Regions from separate parts of the Mus musculus genome. Here region 2 is linked to region 1. The links are chromatin loops, found by intact Hi-C in ENCODE. Cell type or tissue: left cerebral cortex. All regions are shown on one strand. Each heading gives the region's core, and the rest is flanking DNA. Links, peaks and the distances in the headings are about the cores only.

What was found. Peaks named below come from ENCODE experiments on the same cell type or tissue, not always from the same donor. Only the 100,000 strongest peaks of a DNase experiment are listed, where the experiment ranks them.
Region 2: a loop joins it to region 1, with 2.1 times the contacts of the local background. A loop is called at or near these places in 1 of 42 quality-filtered maps.

What each region holds. Positions count from the first base shown.
Region 1 is chr4:129,437,452-129,445,363 of GRCm38, reverse strand. Zbtb8b (zinc finger and BTB domain containing 8b) reads left to right here and starts at 4,546. Exons shown (of 4, transcript NM_153541.3): 1 at 4,546-4,590. In left cerebral cortex, for the core only: no CTCF peak of the experiment used is centred there; a DNase peak (open chromatin) is centred at 4,462; H3K4me3 peaks cover 1,053 bases.
Region 2 is chr4:129,294,623-129,302,534 of GRCm38, reverse strand. The region is part of intron 2 of Sync (syncoilin); the gene reads right to left. Among named protein-coding and RNA genes, the nearest start is that of Sync, 11 kb to the right of the region's middle. In left cerebral cortex, for the core only: no CTCF peak of the experiment used is centred there; a DNase peak (open chromatin) is centred at 4,594.

The DNA of each region.
Region 1 (7,912 bases), core at 2,114-6,113:
CCACGTGTTTTCTCTTCTCAGGCGACCCCTCCCTGAGATGCTGGCAGTGAGTCTGTTCCAAGCTCCAGTGAGGGAGGCATCCGCCCACTTGGGGCTTCTGTCCAAGGTAAGGAGCACCTGCGAGACTAACTGCCAGGCTCTGATGGGGGTCTCGTCTCTGTGGGACTAGAAAGTGCCCCAACAATCTGACCAAGGTTACAGGAAGTTACAAAAGTTAAAAGGACAGGGTAAGTCGATAAGAAAGTGCAGAGGAGGAGAAAGAAAGGAAGGATAGAGGTCTGCAAAGAAGTGAGCTAAAAGCAAAGCTTCAGCAGACTCAGGAGAAATGGATGACAGTGGCAAATAGAGAGGTTAACAGTGAGGAGAAGTAAAAATAGAGATGAAGGAGATTAGAGAGGTCTGAGATGAAAGAGATACTCTGAATGAGAAATATTTAGAGGAGGAACCAGTAAGTAAGAGACAGACAAGAAGAGTTGAGGAAACATGAGGCTGACAAAGACAGAGACCAGAGACAGAATCAAAGATGTGCAGTGAGACAGAAAGATAAACCAGGGCAGAGGTAAACTATGAGAGAAGATGAGTGACAGGATATAGATGTGATAATTAGATAACATCCAAAGGAAGCAAAGACAAGGAGGAGGAACAAAAGACATATATATATATATATATATATATATATATATATATATATAGAGAGAGAGAGAGAGAGAGAGAGAGAGAGAGAGAGAGAACATTATATGAGATCTCCATTACAGTTAGGAAACAGAAGCAAAGAGAGGTAAATAACAGACTAGAACCTGAGAAGGTGGCACATGCTAATAATGCTAGCACTTAGAAATGATCTGTATGCTAAGTTAAAAGGCTTGCAGGTGGTGCAGAAAGAAGTCTGGTCACAACTGGCTACAGTGAATGAGCTAGGTACCCCAAAGACATCTCACCAGTTCCAGCCAGAGATCTGATCTTCGTACACCTACATCATGCCCAGACCCTCAAACCTCACTAGAAGGGTCCCTGCCTAGTTCTGTTTACTATCCCTTCTTATTCTGTTTTTGTTCCCATGTTAAAAATAGAGTAAATACTGTACAGCTTATGGTCTTCCAGCGTCAACACCAACTTATAGTTAAGATAGAAGAAGAGTATGATTTCTATTCTCCACATAGAGATATAGACTTCTGAAATTCTAAGATTAGAATTACTTAGTAGAAGAAGAGGGGAATGAAAGAAAGATGAAATTTCAAGACCTGTAAGTCATATAAAGTACTCAGAAATTGCTGGTTGTTTGTGAGCCTAGAGGCTGCCTGGGGCTGAGAAAAAAAGAAAAACAAACCCGGGTATGCCCCGTAGTTAAAACATTCCGGGGAACAACTTGACCATAAGATAAAGAGGAATGTGAGGACATAACAGGGCTATGTGAACTGAGTCAACAACTCACAGAACTCTGACAGCCTGCACGTACATGTAATTTTTCTGCTGATGTTTGAATAAGCCAATAGTGTGTCGCTATGCTGAATTCCACACCCCTAAGCCCCTTACCCCATAAAAACCCTAGCTTTTGAGCCTCGTGGCCGACATCTGTTATCTCCTGTGTGGGATGCATGTCAGTCCAGAGCTCCGTCATTAAACTACCTCCTGTAATTACATAAAGATGGTCCTTCATGATTTTTTGGGTGCCCGCCGAATCGGGAATTGAGTGGGGGTTTCCCCACTAGGTTCTATCAATTCTAGGCAGGAGGGGGTGAGGGTAGTAGCCTTGGGAAGGAGTGTACAGGGTTGAGAGGAGGCCAGGAGTCAATTGAGATATTGTTTTTTTTTTTTCTTTTTAGGAGGGCAATATGAATAAGTTGAAGCCTCCAAGGGGACAAAGGAGAAAGGTTCTTGTGTGACAGGAAGTCCTTGAACCAGTGTGGTGAGAGAATGAAGAAAAGGTGACCAAATGTGAGCATACAAGGCCTCCCGGGTCTATAGAGAGGCTGCTGTTAGTGTGGGTAAGCAGAGCTGCCATTCCTAACTGTTGTATCTAGCTGTTGAGAAAAGATAGGCTGTAGGGACAAATGTTTGTCCTCTCCTTTGCTCCCAATCCCCCAGAGTCATTCCCCAAAATGTAGTATTCAGAATAAAGGGTTGGTCAAGTGTCTAGGGGAGCCAGGGCAAGGGCTATAGGAGCACATCTCTGAGGTGAGGTGAAACTAGGCATGGCAGGCTTAGCCGGGTCCAGAGGCTCATTTGGAGGGCTCTTAGCAGTTTCCTAGACTGGGTGAGCAGTTGCCAATCCAGGTTCTGCCAGGCAAGGAAGGGGAGAACGTCTTCCCTGGTAGATGGAACCTTAAGAAACTGCAGATACTCTCTGACCAAGAGTGAATTCCTGGCTGTTAGGGGACAAGGGGAAGCCTAGATAATTGATCTGAAGGTCAGAAAGTGAGGTTTAGAAGGAGAGATGCTGTCTCCTTTGTTTTCTATTAAGTTAAGAAGTTGCCAGTTAAGTGGTTGGGAGAGAGGTCAAGATAAAGGAGGTCAGGGGCCACGCTGGTTGGAGAAATGGGGCTATCACGGAACCCCTGGGAAGGAAGGGCAGTCCAAGTAAGCTGAGATGCCTGTTCCAGAGTTAAGAGTCTTCCCAGGCGACGGCAAAGAGGTCATGTGGATCTGGGTGTAAAGGAATTGTGAGGAGAGCATCCTTAAGGTCTGGGATGGTAAAGAGAGAGGCAGAGAAAGGAATCTAAGAGAGTGTGAGGGTTAGGCAGCACCCAGTACATAGGAAGGACTGCTGTGTTAACAATCCTGAGGTCCTGGGAGAGCCATTAGCCTTTAGACGGGCTAGATGAGGTGTTATAGGTCAAGTGACTAGCCTTTGCAGGCGGGGTGGCGCATGCGCTGAGTCCCAGCATCCGGGAGGCAAAAGTTTGAGGCCAGCCTGCTCTACAGATCAAGTTCCAGGACAGCCATGGCTACACAGAGAAACTCTGTCCCAGGGGAAAATAGGCATTGTATGATACATTTTAAGCCTTGTCTATGTTTTAAAGAAACGTGGTACAGCTGGAATGATGATGGTTCGGCGGTAAAGAGCACTCGCTGTTCCTACAGAGGACCCGGCTTTCATTTCCGGTGCCCACGTGGTACCACCCAATTGTCTATAACTCCAGTTCCAGGGGATCTGAAGCCCTCTCTGGTCGGCTTTATCAGTCACACACACGGATTCCAGAAGAAATCAGAAATTGGTAAAGGCAAATGTAGATTCATTGACATTTTGACCAAACCTAGGAGAGAAAGAAGTCGAATTTCTTCATGATCCTGCCTATTGCCACTTCATAGCTTAAAAACAAACAGCTGGAGAGATGACTCAGTGGTTACGGGCACTGACTGCTTTTCCAGAGGTCCTGAGTTCAATTCCCAGCAACCCCATGATGGCTCACAACCATCTGTAATGGGATCCGATGCCCTTTTCTGGTGTGTCTGAAGACAGTGACAGTGCACTCACATATATGCAATAATAATTTAAAAAGTAAATAAATAATGTGTGACACCACAAAACAAACAGTGTGTGTTCCTGCACGTGCTCGAACGCCCTCCTGTGTGTATGTGGTCATCAGAGGTCCTCAGACTCCTTGGAGCTCAAGTTGCAGGTGGTCGTGGGCAGCTTGATGTGGATGGAGCCTGAACTCAGGCCCTATGCAAGAGTAGAACATGCTCTCAACCACCCAACCACCTCTCCAGCCTCAAATAGGGCTTTGCTTTTTTTTTTTTTCCTTCTTATCCTTTGGGCATCTTGGTACATGTAGTTTTGTCTTTTATACAGAGTGCTGAGAGTCTTGGAGCCACTTTAGCTTCAGAGACCCCATCTTGTACATAGTCTCCATCTTGTACTAGGCTAAATTTTAAGAAACAGCTGAGCTCCCGGAAATGGGTTCAGGCTCCAGGCGCCCCACAGGAATTTAGGTCCACATTACCCTACCCCATGCCTTGCTGGTTAGCACCCAGTCCGGTCTGAAACCCAGCAGCCGCTACACAGGCTCTGATTGGCTGGCCTCAATCCAGGGCAAGTTATCAAGAAAACCATCTGAGGTATTTGACAGGTAGTAACCCACTTAAGATGTCAGGTGTGAGAAACGGTTGAAATACAGCATGCATGCACCCGATTGGCTGCCCCTACCCTACCTAATCTGTGGGTTTTGTTGTTGTTGTTTTGTTATTGTTTTTTATGTTTTTGTTTTTGCTTTAAAAGGTTGTTCTGACTCTCCCTGACACGGTTTGGATCCAGAACCCAGCCGACTTCCTAATATACCGGTTTTTTGAATAAAGAAACTTTTGTTGGCTCGAACTTGGTTTTCATAGTGGATTATTTCCCAAAGTCTCGGACACTAACAAGACCACAACTCCCATCACCCCATGAACGCTGGAGTCTTCAGAGCGCATCCTCCAGAGGTGGGTACCCGGACCATTGACGGACCTGCTGGCTGAAGGGCCCGCCTTCATCAGCCCAAGATCTCCCACCATTGGTCATCTTCCCCGCTTCTCACTGGAGGGCCGCAGGTGAATGAAAGGGGGCGTGTCAGTACTCTCAGCTCGCTGGAGGTGGCTGGAACCCGGTGCCAGGTGAGAACACAACATCCGATCGGCGCCGCGGCTTTTTTGGTTTTGGGGAAAGTTAGGGGCACCTCGGGAGGCTGGCTCAGGGGACAGAGTGCAGGTAGCAGGGACGGTTGCCGTCCTCAGCCAGCTTTGGACCGCCTGGCCCAGTAACTCCCTGGACCCCGGCTGCGCAGAGTCGCTCTCAGTGGTAGACCCTCCCTCTTCTTGCGTGGGGTGGGTGGACACCGAGGCATATGCCCACCCTCCCTGGCTGTGGGTGACCCACCCCCTCACGGTTCAGGTGGGAGTTCTGGCTTCTGCTCATTCTGATCCTGAAGGATACCCAGGCGCCAGGGCTTGGCCAGGCTGGGCCAGTGTCCGCTTGGGCAGTGGTCACTTTGCCGGCGGGAAGACCTGCGAGAGGCAAGGCCTCGGTTTTCACACCCAGACACCAGGGACTGTGCCAATTACCTGGTTCCAGTGGCCTCTTTAGGTTGTCTGACTCTGGATGGAATGTTCCCGGTGTCTTGAGAGCATTTTAGCAGAAGAACCGAAGATGGCAATTGGTCAAAAATTCTACCCCTGCAAAACTCTTAGTTCTTTTCCCCTTTTCCTGGGCCAGAGGAGGGAGTGACTTCCCGGTCTATTGCTAGACCTGTTAGAGGGTTTGGGGAGATCGGTAAACAATGGCTAAGGATTGCCTCTCAGGAGTCTGTAGAATATGGGTTCTAAATCCTGGACGTGTAGCTTTATCTTTGAACCTCAGATTCCCTCTCTGAAAAATGAAAATATTCTGCACTGTGTTAGTATGATCCTAAAATGAATGTTTGTCAAGTAGTTTTCTTAGTGCTTCGAAATGAATGATGTGCAGGAAATTCTAGTCATACTAGTCATTGGAGAGCAGTTTTTATTCTCAGGTTGGTGGAACTGGATGGAGGAGAGTTGTCAGAAAGACGGGGCTGGACATACAGTGCTGATGAATACTGTAATCCTAGCACTGGAGAGGCAGCGGCAAGTGGATGGGACTAGCCTCTGCCTCTCTGCTTCTCTGCCTCTCCGTGCTTGGATTAAAGACAAGTGCCACCACTGCCCAGCTTCGCTTTAATTTTTAAAAATTACATTTCTGTATTTATTTATATATTTATTTATTTATTGTGTGTGTACATATTTTCGCGGAGGTCAGAGTTCAGCTTTTAGGAGTTGGTTCTCTCCTTCCACCATGTGAGTGTTGAGCGTCACACTCAGCCCAGCAGGCTTGGTAGCAAGTGCTTTCACCTGCTGAGCCATCTCACTGCTCCAGTATTTAGTGACTGTTGAGTTGAATTGGAATCGTGTGTAGATTCAGAGTGCCATGAATGTGTGTTAGGCCAGTGCTAAGCTGTTTTCCAACGAGAAGTAGGGGTTTTCAGCACAGCCCAGGGACCAGCATGCCCGAGACCAGCTTTGCTGATTAGATTAACTATGGACTGATTATTTACCAAGTTTGGGTTCATGATGCTCCTGCCTCATCCTTCCATGGCTGGGACTACAGGTGTGTTCCCGACACCTGGCTAGGACAATTAGAAGTAAAACTCGAGTCCTTTAACATATTTCTTATCCCTAATACTTCTGCTGTTATATCTTTCTTGAATAATTGTTCAGAAAAAAAATTCACCATATAATGAATAAACATACACACACAGACACACACACTATAATTTGTTTTGGATCTTGTGGCTTTCTTTCTTTTTTCAATATATCTTGGTGACATTTCAGTTAACTATAGGTAGTTCTACATGATTGAGTCTTTTAAAAATTTTAAAATATCTTTTATATGGCTATTTTGCCTGGGTATATGTCTGTGTACCACATGTGTTTCTGTTGCCTACAGAAGCTAGAAAAGGGCACTAGCTCCTCTGGAACTGGAGTTACAGACAGCTATGAGCTGCCATGTGGGTGCTGGGAATTGAACCTGGGTCTTCTGGAAGAGCAGATGGTGCTTGTAAAACCATGAGCTGCAGCCCAACAATCAGAGATTTTTTGTTTTGTTTTGTTTTGTTTTGTTTTTGAGACAGGGTTTCTCTGTGTAGCCCTGGCTGTCCTGGAACTCACTTTGTAGACCAGCCTGGCCTCGAACTCAGAAATCTGCCTGCCTCTGCCTCCCAAGTGCTGGGATTAAAGGCGTGCGCCACCATGCCCTGCTTACAATCAGGGATTCTTAAAGAGAAATACTTTATTTGGGAATTGACTCAAAAAGCAGTGGGCATTCGAGTGTCACACTGCATAGTAAACTCTGTGTCTGTTTGAGGGTTGAAATCAGAGAGAAACGTTTAAAGGCAGAATGGGAACCATGGAAAGCATTTGTGAGAGACGAATCATTGCTACGAGGATCCATAACAAGAGTGTTGTCTAGCAAAGACTAAACAGGCAGATGCTGGGCCATCGTCCTCAAAGAAGTACTTTTTGTTTTGGTCCAGGAAAGGGGTGAGGACACACACTGAAGATTTCTGCTGAGGAGATGTCCCAGGGTGATTTTATATAGGGGCAGTAGAATTCCACAGCTAGGGGAGCTGGAGAGATGGCTGGGAGCACTGGCTGCTTTTGCAGAGGACCTGGTCCCAGTTGCCAGCACTTGCATGGTAGCGCATAGTTACCTGTAACTCCAGTTCCCAGGGATCTGAGTCCTTTTTAGGTCCTCCACAGGAATTGGACACATAGCTGGCAAATATATCATAATAAAAATAAGTGTATCTAGCCAGGTAGAGGTGGTGCTCACCTTCAGTCCCAGCGCTTGAGGGGCAGGGGCAGGTGGATCTCTGTGAATTTAAGGCCAGCTTTGTTTACAGAGTGAGTTCTAAGATAGCTAGGGCTAATAGAAATCCTATCTCAAAAAAACAGTGTTCACTTAACTACTTTGGATAAAAAACTTTTTAGGATTATAATTTGTTGAGTTTGGGCTCTTGATATGGCTCTGTGGGTAAAGGTGCTTGTGTAAGACCCCCTTTCGGGGACCCCCACTCTAGTGTCGGGAGAGAGAGCCCACTCAAAGAAACATGAGAATCCTTCTTGCTGTAAACACATTGAGGCAGTTTAATGGCGGAGCTCCGGGTTGAAATGTATCTCACACAGGAGTCAGTGGATTCGACCCTGAGGCTCGGAAGCTAGGGGTTTTTATGGGGGAAAGGGCTTAGGGGTGGGGAATTCAGCATAGCGACACACTATTGGCTAATTCAAACATCAGCAGAAAAATTACATGTCAGCAAAAGAATACGTGCAGGTCAGGTGTCAGGGTTCTGTGAGTTGCTGACTCAGTTCAGATAGCCCTGTTATGTCCTCACATTCCTCTTTATCTTTAAGGTCAAGCAGT
Region 2 (7,912 bases), core at 2,284-6,283, 140 kb after region 1:
GATCTCTGAGGCCAGCCTGGTCTACAAAGTGAGTACCAGGGCAGCCAGGGCTACACAGAGAAACCCTGTCTTGAAAAACCATAAATAAACAAACAAGCAAACTCCAGGTCTGCCTCCAAAGGAAAATGACAGCGTTGAATAGGGAAAGGAAAAGAAAGCTGGCTATTGTAGCCTGAGCATGGGCCTATGGGAAAGTAGCTCACCGGGAAGGTAGGCGTGTGTGTGTGGGGGGTTATATTAGTTTATGTCTGAGTCCCAACCAGATGGGACTGATAATGTTCTCAGAAAATCCTTTGCCCCTCCTACTGTCTCAGAAATCTTTTTCCACCTATGGTCTAAGCAATGACAGGCACTTTCAGCCCACCATCCAGGCTGCCACATAAAGAATGGACAACAGAGATGAGATGAGGCAGCGGTGGTGAGGCCGGATCCTTCGAACATAACTGTACCCATTTTGTATTCCATCTCCATTTTGCTCATAAGGTGAAATTAAGTTCAGGTTCTCAGACCCCGCTTTCCAGAAGTAATTATCCATAGCTGACGCTGAAATATTCTCCTAAGAGGTCATAACACTGTGATTGTAAATACTCAGTCTCTAATCTCAGTGCTCTGAAACTCCCCAGTTCACCACCTGTTCACCATACCGCTTACCTCCTGCAGTCCCAGTCAGCTTAAAAGTCAGCTGATAATACTGTCTACTTAGCAAAACTGTACATAGTAATGCCTCCACCCTTGCCTTCTGAATTTCTTTTTTTGGGAGGGGGCGTGGTTTTTTGTTTATTTGTTTGGTTTTGGTTTTTTGAGACAGGGTTTCTCTGCAAAGCCCTGGCTGTCCTGGAACTCACTTTGTAGACCAGGCTGGCCTTGAACTCAGAAATCCGCCTGCCTCTGCCTCCCGAGTGCTGGGCTTAAAGGTGTGTGTCACCACGCCTGCTGCCCTCTGAATTTCTGAACTTGGTTTTTCCTATTTAATAAACCTGCCCTAAGAACAGACTTGTACCACTGTTAGGTTCCCAAGTCCTTTTTGTGGCCCTGATTGAGTAGTCTTGGGTGCCTTCAGTAAAGTATTCTTGCTTAGCTGGGATCAGTGTTCATATGGTTTGTGTAGCGATTCCTGAACAACAGAAGCTGGTAATCCCAGAGGCTAGGGCAGCAGGATCAGGAGTTCCAGACTAGCCTGAATACATTAAAAAACAAAAACAAAAACAAAACAGCCGGGCGTGGTGGTGAACGCCTTTAATCCCAGCACTCGGGAGGCAGAGGCAGGTGGATTTCTGAGTTCGAGGCCAGCCTCGTCTACAAAGTGAGTTCCAGGACAGCCACGGCTATAGAGAAACCCTGTCTCGAAAAAAAAAAAAATCTTCTTTAAAAGAAATAAATGTAGCCAGGCCACAGTGAAGTGGTGGCACACACTCTTGATCCCAGCATTCAGGAGGCAGAGGCAGGAAGAACTCTGAACTTGAGGCCAACCTGATCCCTGGTCCATGGAGTAAATTCTGGAATGACCAGGGGTACACAGAGAAACCTTGTCTACCAAAGAAAAAATGTATATAGTAGCAAGTGGGTCTTTAGGTCAGTCTGATCTACATAGTTCCAGATTAGTCAGACTAGAGAGAGAGAGAGAGAGACCCTGTCTCAAAAAATAAAGAGTACATAGGTATTAGCCTGGCACTACAGCAAGAGCTTTTCAAATAATACCTAGCTCATTCAATGCAACCCTATGAAGGGCCTATCAATTCCATTTTTTAAAAAAATTATATGAATTCACCTGTACCTCAGAGTATATATGTATATATGTACCATGTGCCTGCAGTGCCTAGGGAGGTCAGAAGAGATCATGGAACGCTTGGAGCTGGAGTTAACAGGAATGTTGCAGGATATCTGATCACACTGTAAACCCTAAAATTGTGTTATATACTGAAAAAAAAAAACCTGTTTTTAGTTGTGGTGTGGCTCAACCCTTAGCACACACCTTTAATCCCAAACAATGCATAGAAGAAAGAACTCATGTTTGAAATTGATCGTTGAGTGGCGGACAAAGTGACAAATCAAAGAAAGACTCAACAGAATGAGTGAGACATAGGATGTGCCCAACTCTCATGAGGAAAGAGAAGCTACTTAAGAGAGCAACACAAAGGGACTGAAGAGATGGCTCAGTGGTTAAGAGCACTGACTTCTCTTCTGAAGGTCCAGAGTTCAAATCACAGCAACCACAAGGTGGCTAACAACCACCCATAATGAGATCTGATGCCCTCTTCTGGTGTGTCTGAAGTCAGCTACAGTGTACTTACATATAATAATAAATAAATCTTTAAAAGAGAGAGCAGCACAGAGACAGAAAAAGAGAAGGAGGAGACAGGTTTTTTGGTTTTTGGTGTGGTTTTTTTTTTTTGCGGGGGGGGGGGGGGTGTTTGGTTGGTTGGTTTTTTTTTTTTTTTTTTTTTCGGTTTTTTCGAGACAGGGTTTCTCTGTATAGCCCTGGCTGTCCTGGAACTCACTTTGTAGACCAGGTTGGTCTCGAACTCAGAAATTCGCCTGCCTCTGCCTCCCAAGTACTAGGATTAAAAGTATGTGCCACCACTGCCCGGCCGAGGAGACAGTTATACCAGGTCAGTTTAGAGAAATAGGTTGCAAGAGAAAACAAGCTAAACCCAGGTGAATGAGTCAGAGAAGGAGATGGAGTCAGAAGATTAGAACAGACTGAAGTAGTTTGAGGCCAAGCAGAGCAAATCAATCAGAAGCCAAGAGAAGCCAGGTTGAATCAGTCGGAGCCAGAGCAGCTGATGAGAAAGATGAGAAAGAACTAGGGTGAGGTGCTTCTTCAGCAGCAAGTCTCAGAGGCTGGAGATATTCTGGGCCTGGATTAGATTGTACAGAGGTTACAAGCTTCCAGGACTAGGCTTAGGTTAGCAGATAGAAAGCTGTAAGCCTCCCAGACAACACTTACTACAGGCAAGTCAAAACAGTATTTACACAGGAAGGTGTAAACTGCCCTCTGTCTCTCCAGAGAATGACCTCTGCAAAAGCAGCAGCCACCAGACATCTCTCCAGCCGGAAGTCCCATTTCCTCTGCTTCTTGGCCTCTTAGTTAAAATCAGGTGTGATCCCATTTTACCTGTGAGGAGGCAGAGCCGGTGGGATTTGCCTTGGCTCCGAGCTCACACTCCGCATCACTCTGCTACAGACTCTTATGACCTCTCTGCGAAACCTGAGAAGGCCACACTGAAGTACCCTGGCACTCTGCAGTCAGAGAATGACAGCACGGCCGTTCCAAGTAGACATTTACACGTTCTAAATAGACATTCACAAAAACAAAAGCATGAATGGGGGTGGTGGGGCGCTTGCTGGAAAGAGGGAGGGGTTGGCAGAGGTTGGGGAAAGAAGAGCGGGGAAGATGGTTGTGATCAGAATATATTATATACATGAAACTGTCAAAATAATTTTTAGCATTATCTGGAGTGGAGGAGGAGGGGGGTCTGTGGCTTTAGTGAAAACTTGGGTTCAGCAGTTGAATACTTGGTACAAATGCATGAATTTGAAGTGAGTCCAAAGTTTCATAACAAGCTCAAATGTGACCACACACACATCTTTGGTCCCAAATCTGGGGGGGCAGAGAGGAGTACTGACATAACTCCATGCTATTAGAGACCTCTCACGGGTGTAAGGCCAAGAGTGACAGAGCAGGACAGCCATTCAGCACGTGCAGGTGAACATAGCTACACACAGGCATACACACAAAGAAAAAGAAACCCTTACGTAAACTCCAGCCAGCCCTGCCTGCCTGCCTGCCCATTCATTCCTTACGGCTCAGCCCCACTGAGCTTGCTTTCCGTGCTCTCAGATGAGCTGTCCCCTCTGCCTGGAATACTTTTACCTAACTGGTCAGTGAACCCATTCAAGGCCCAACCGAAACACTTCGTGGAGGGAAGGAGCGTGCTGTCACTCGGGATTACACGCTCAGGCCAGTGCTCCAGGACAGTGGGACGCTGGACCAAGAGCTTCTCTGTTGCCCCTCTCTGCACACCGTTCAAACATTTCGTACCCTGCAGGGGTATAAAGTAAATGAACTCTGTAGAGAACTTGCTAGTACATATTAGCTATGGTTACCCCTCTGCAGTCCCCCTGGTTTCCTTAGGCAGGATTAAGCCCCTACAGGCGCTACTTCCTTGCATGGTTCTGGGTTTAGCACACTGAAGCTCACAGTTATCCATCTCAGGTCAAGCAACGCCCCCCTTTTTTTCTCTCTTTTCTTTCTTCCTTCTCGCCTCCCCTCCCCCGCCACCTGGAGTTCACCATACCGACCAGGCTGACCTTCAATTCAGAGCTCCACCTGCCCTTGCATCCTGGATGCTGATATTAAGGTGCACGCCACCACGTCAGGCCTTTTTCTTTTTGGGTGTGCAGTGCCAGAGGTCAAACCCAGGGGCCTTGTGCATGCTAAGCAAGCACCCTAGCCCTGAGCTACATCCTCAACTCAGAAAGCTTCAGTGATGTTTGGATTATCTGAAAATGTTCACTGTGTCTGGCATCCCTCCCAGACTGCAGACTCTGAGAACAGCAACACCTCATCCTTGACTGTTTCCTGCCTTTTCTTGCCAGCACCTTAGCCTCTACCATACTAGACGCGTAGAAACTGTGAATGGATGGATAATGGAGGTGGTAGTGATGACAAACAGACTCTAAGAGCGCAGGCGCAACCTAAGAAGCTCAGAGCAGCCTTGAAAAGTAACCAGAGTGAAGCAGGGTGAGTCACCTGCAAACACCACTTAGGAGCCCTCTCAGAAAAAAAGAGTTGGGTTAGTCATGGTGACACAGGCCTTGAAACCTCAGCACTCAGGAGGCTGAGGCAGGAGAATCAAGAGTTTAAGGCACTCTACACTCAACAGTGAGGTCCCGCTTCAGAAACAGCATACATGGCTTTTGCAGAGCGCCTGAATTCGATTGATCCCCATTAGGCAGCTCTCACTCGCCTCTGCGCTCATCTTCCATAGATCCCACACCTCTAGCCTCTGAGGGTACCAGTGCTCCTGTGCACTTACCCAAAGGACACACATGATTGAAAATAAAATCTGAAGCCAGTGGCAGGTGGTGCATGCCTTTAATCTCAGCACTCAAGATTGTGAGTTCAAGGCCAGCCTGGTATACAGAGCTAGAGGACAGCCAAGGCCATGCAAAGAATCTCTATTTCAAAAACAAAAATAAAAAATAATTTTAGGGCTGGAGAGATGGCTCAGTGGTTAAGAGCACAGACTGCTCTTCCAAAGATCCTAAGTTCAATTCCCAGCCACCACATGGTAGTTCACATCCATCCGTAATGGGCTCCAATGCCCTCTTCTGGTGTGTCTGAAGATAGCTAGTATACTCACATGCATAAAATAAATAAAAAATTTTAAAAATAATAATAATGATGGGGGCTGGTGAGATGGCTCAGTGGGTAAGAGCACCGGACTGCTCTTCTGAAGGTCCAGAGTTCAAATCCCAGCAACCACATGAGGGTTCACAACCATCCCTAACAAGATCTGACTCCCTCTTCTGGTGTGTCTGAAGACAGCTATAGTGTACTTACATATAATAATAAATAAATCTTTTAAAAAAAGAAAAAATAATAATAATGGGGGCTGGTGAGATGGCTCAGTGTGTAAGAGCACTGACTGTTCTACCAAAGGTCCTGAGTTCAAATCCCAGCAACCACATGGTGGCTCACAACCACCTGTAATGAGAGCTGACAACTTCTTCTGGTGTGTCTGAAGTCAGCTACAGTGTACTTATGTATACTAATAAATAAATCTTTTTAAAATAATAATAATAATTTTTAAAAATCATAAATACTATAATAAGATCAGCAAAGTGAACGGAACCATTTTCAAGGCTTCTCTTAAGGGAAGACATACAACTTTAAAGTTTATCCAACACTGGGCGGTGGTGGCACACACCTTTAATCCCAGCACTCGGGAGGCAGAGGCAGGTGGATTTCTGAGTTCGAGGCCAGCCTGGTCTACAGAGTGAGTTCCAGGACAGCCAGGGCTACACAGAGAAACCCTGTCTCGAAAAACTCCCCAAAAAATAAAAAATAAGGTTTATCCAAGGAAATATGTTTTGAAAACCAAAACTACCAAGTTAGCCATGATGCTGAGTGATACTCCCAGGATTTGGGAGGCTGAGGCAGGAGAAGGGTGAATTGAAGGCCTGCACACAGGAGGTAGGCAGACAGGGATAGCAGGAGCGCCTGGTCACATGTAACTTTGAGAAGACCAATCTGAGCCACTTGAGACCCTGTCTGCAAATAGAACAACCCGGTGGCTGTAAAAGGTCCCACAGCAAAGTTTCCTCAGTGTGCCTAGCAACATCTGACATTGGCCTGCTGTGTCCCCTAAGCTCCGTGGCAGACCAGGAGACAAGTAAAGATAGCTGCTGCCTCCTGTCCACCCAGCCTGCCGCGGCACACGCAAATGTTTATCCACTCCGTATTTATATCCTACTCTGTTCTAAAACGGGGTTAGAACTGGCTCACACTTAATCAGAAATAACAGGAATACAGGGATATGGTGACATGTGCAAAAATGGAAAACGCCGAGAAAGAGATTCCATCCCAGAGTCCGCACAGCTTCAAGGTGGAGGCTGGATCAGTGGTTCCAAGGTCAGTGTGCCTGGCAGAGCATGGTATGAGCTCCTGTGCTGGGCCGTTCTAACCCTCTCTATAGCCAAGCACGAGTCACAGGTCAGTTAGACTTGAAGATGAAGCACAGAAACACCTAGGGCTGGTCAGGCCCAACCTCAAAGGACTGCGCTGAGCCTCCAGTTCATTGTCTATAAAAAAAAGAATATAAGAATCCAAGCCAGGTATGGCAGCCCATTTTACCCAGGTAGCATAGGTCTGTAATCCCAGCTACATGGGAGGCTGAAGCAGAAAGATCTCAAACTCAGGGCCTGCCCGAGCTACTGGGTGAGTTCAAGACTAGGCTAGACAACTTAGACCCTGTCTCAAGTCTAAAGAGGACTATGAGTAAAGCTATTTATTGTTTGACTAGCCTGTGTGAAGCCCTGGGCTCAACCCCCAGAGTCCCTACACCTCAACAAACTGCACTAATGCACACACACACACACACACACACACACACACACACACACACACACACGACTGTGTAAACCAACAGTCAACATAACTGGCAAGAGGCTGGGGTAGATAAGATAAGAGCTGGGCTCAGCAGATAAGAGCACTTGCTGTTCTCGCAGAAGACCCCAGCACCAGCACTCTCATGGTAGCTCACAGTCACCTCTAACCCCAGATTCAAAGCATTCAATGCCCTTTTCTGGCTTTCTTGGGCACTGCATGCACACAGGTACACAAACATACACGTAAGCAAAAGACCCATATGCATAAAGCAAAAATAAAATTTTAAATTAAAGAAAGGCTGGCCAGGAGTGGTGGCACACTCCTTTAATCTCAGCACTTGGGAGGCAGAAGCAGGTGGATCTCTGAGTTCGAGGCCAGCCTGGTCTACAGAGTGAGTTCCAGGACAGCCAGGGCTACCTACACAGAGAAACCCTGTCTCGAAAAAACAAACAAACAAAAAAACAAAAACAAAACAAAAAATCCTAATCCTAACCCTACCCTAACTAAAGGAAAAAAAGAATGAGTTGGGGGGTGGGGGGTAGACTAGGAGGAATGGAGAGAATGGGAGGCTGTGGTATGGATATAGTATATGAAATAATTAATAATAATAATAATAGAATTAATAATGATAATAATAATAGAATGAATGGGCCCAAAGAACAGGTTTTTCTGTAGTACTGGATGGTAAGTAACCCCTAGCCCCAAAGACATTATTAGACCTATCTGGGTGTGGTATGCCCCACCTCTAGTCCCAACACTCAGGAAACAGAGGCAGGTGGATCTGGAAGTCTGAGTTCA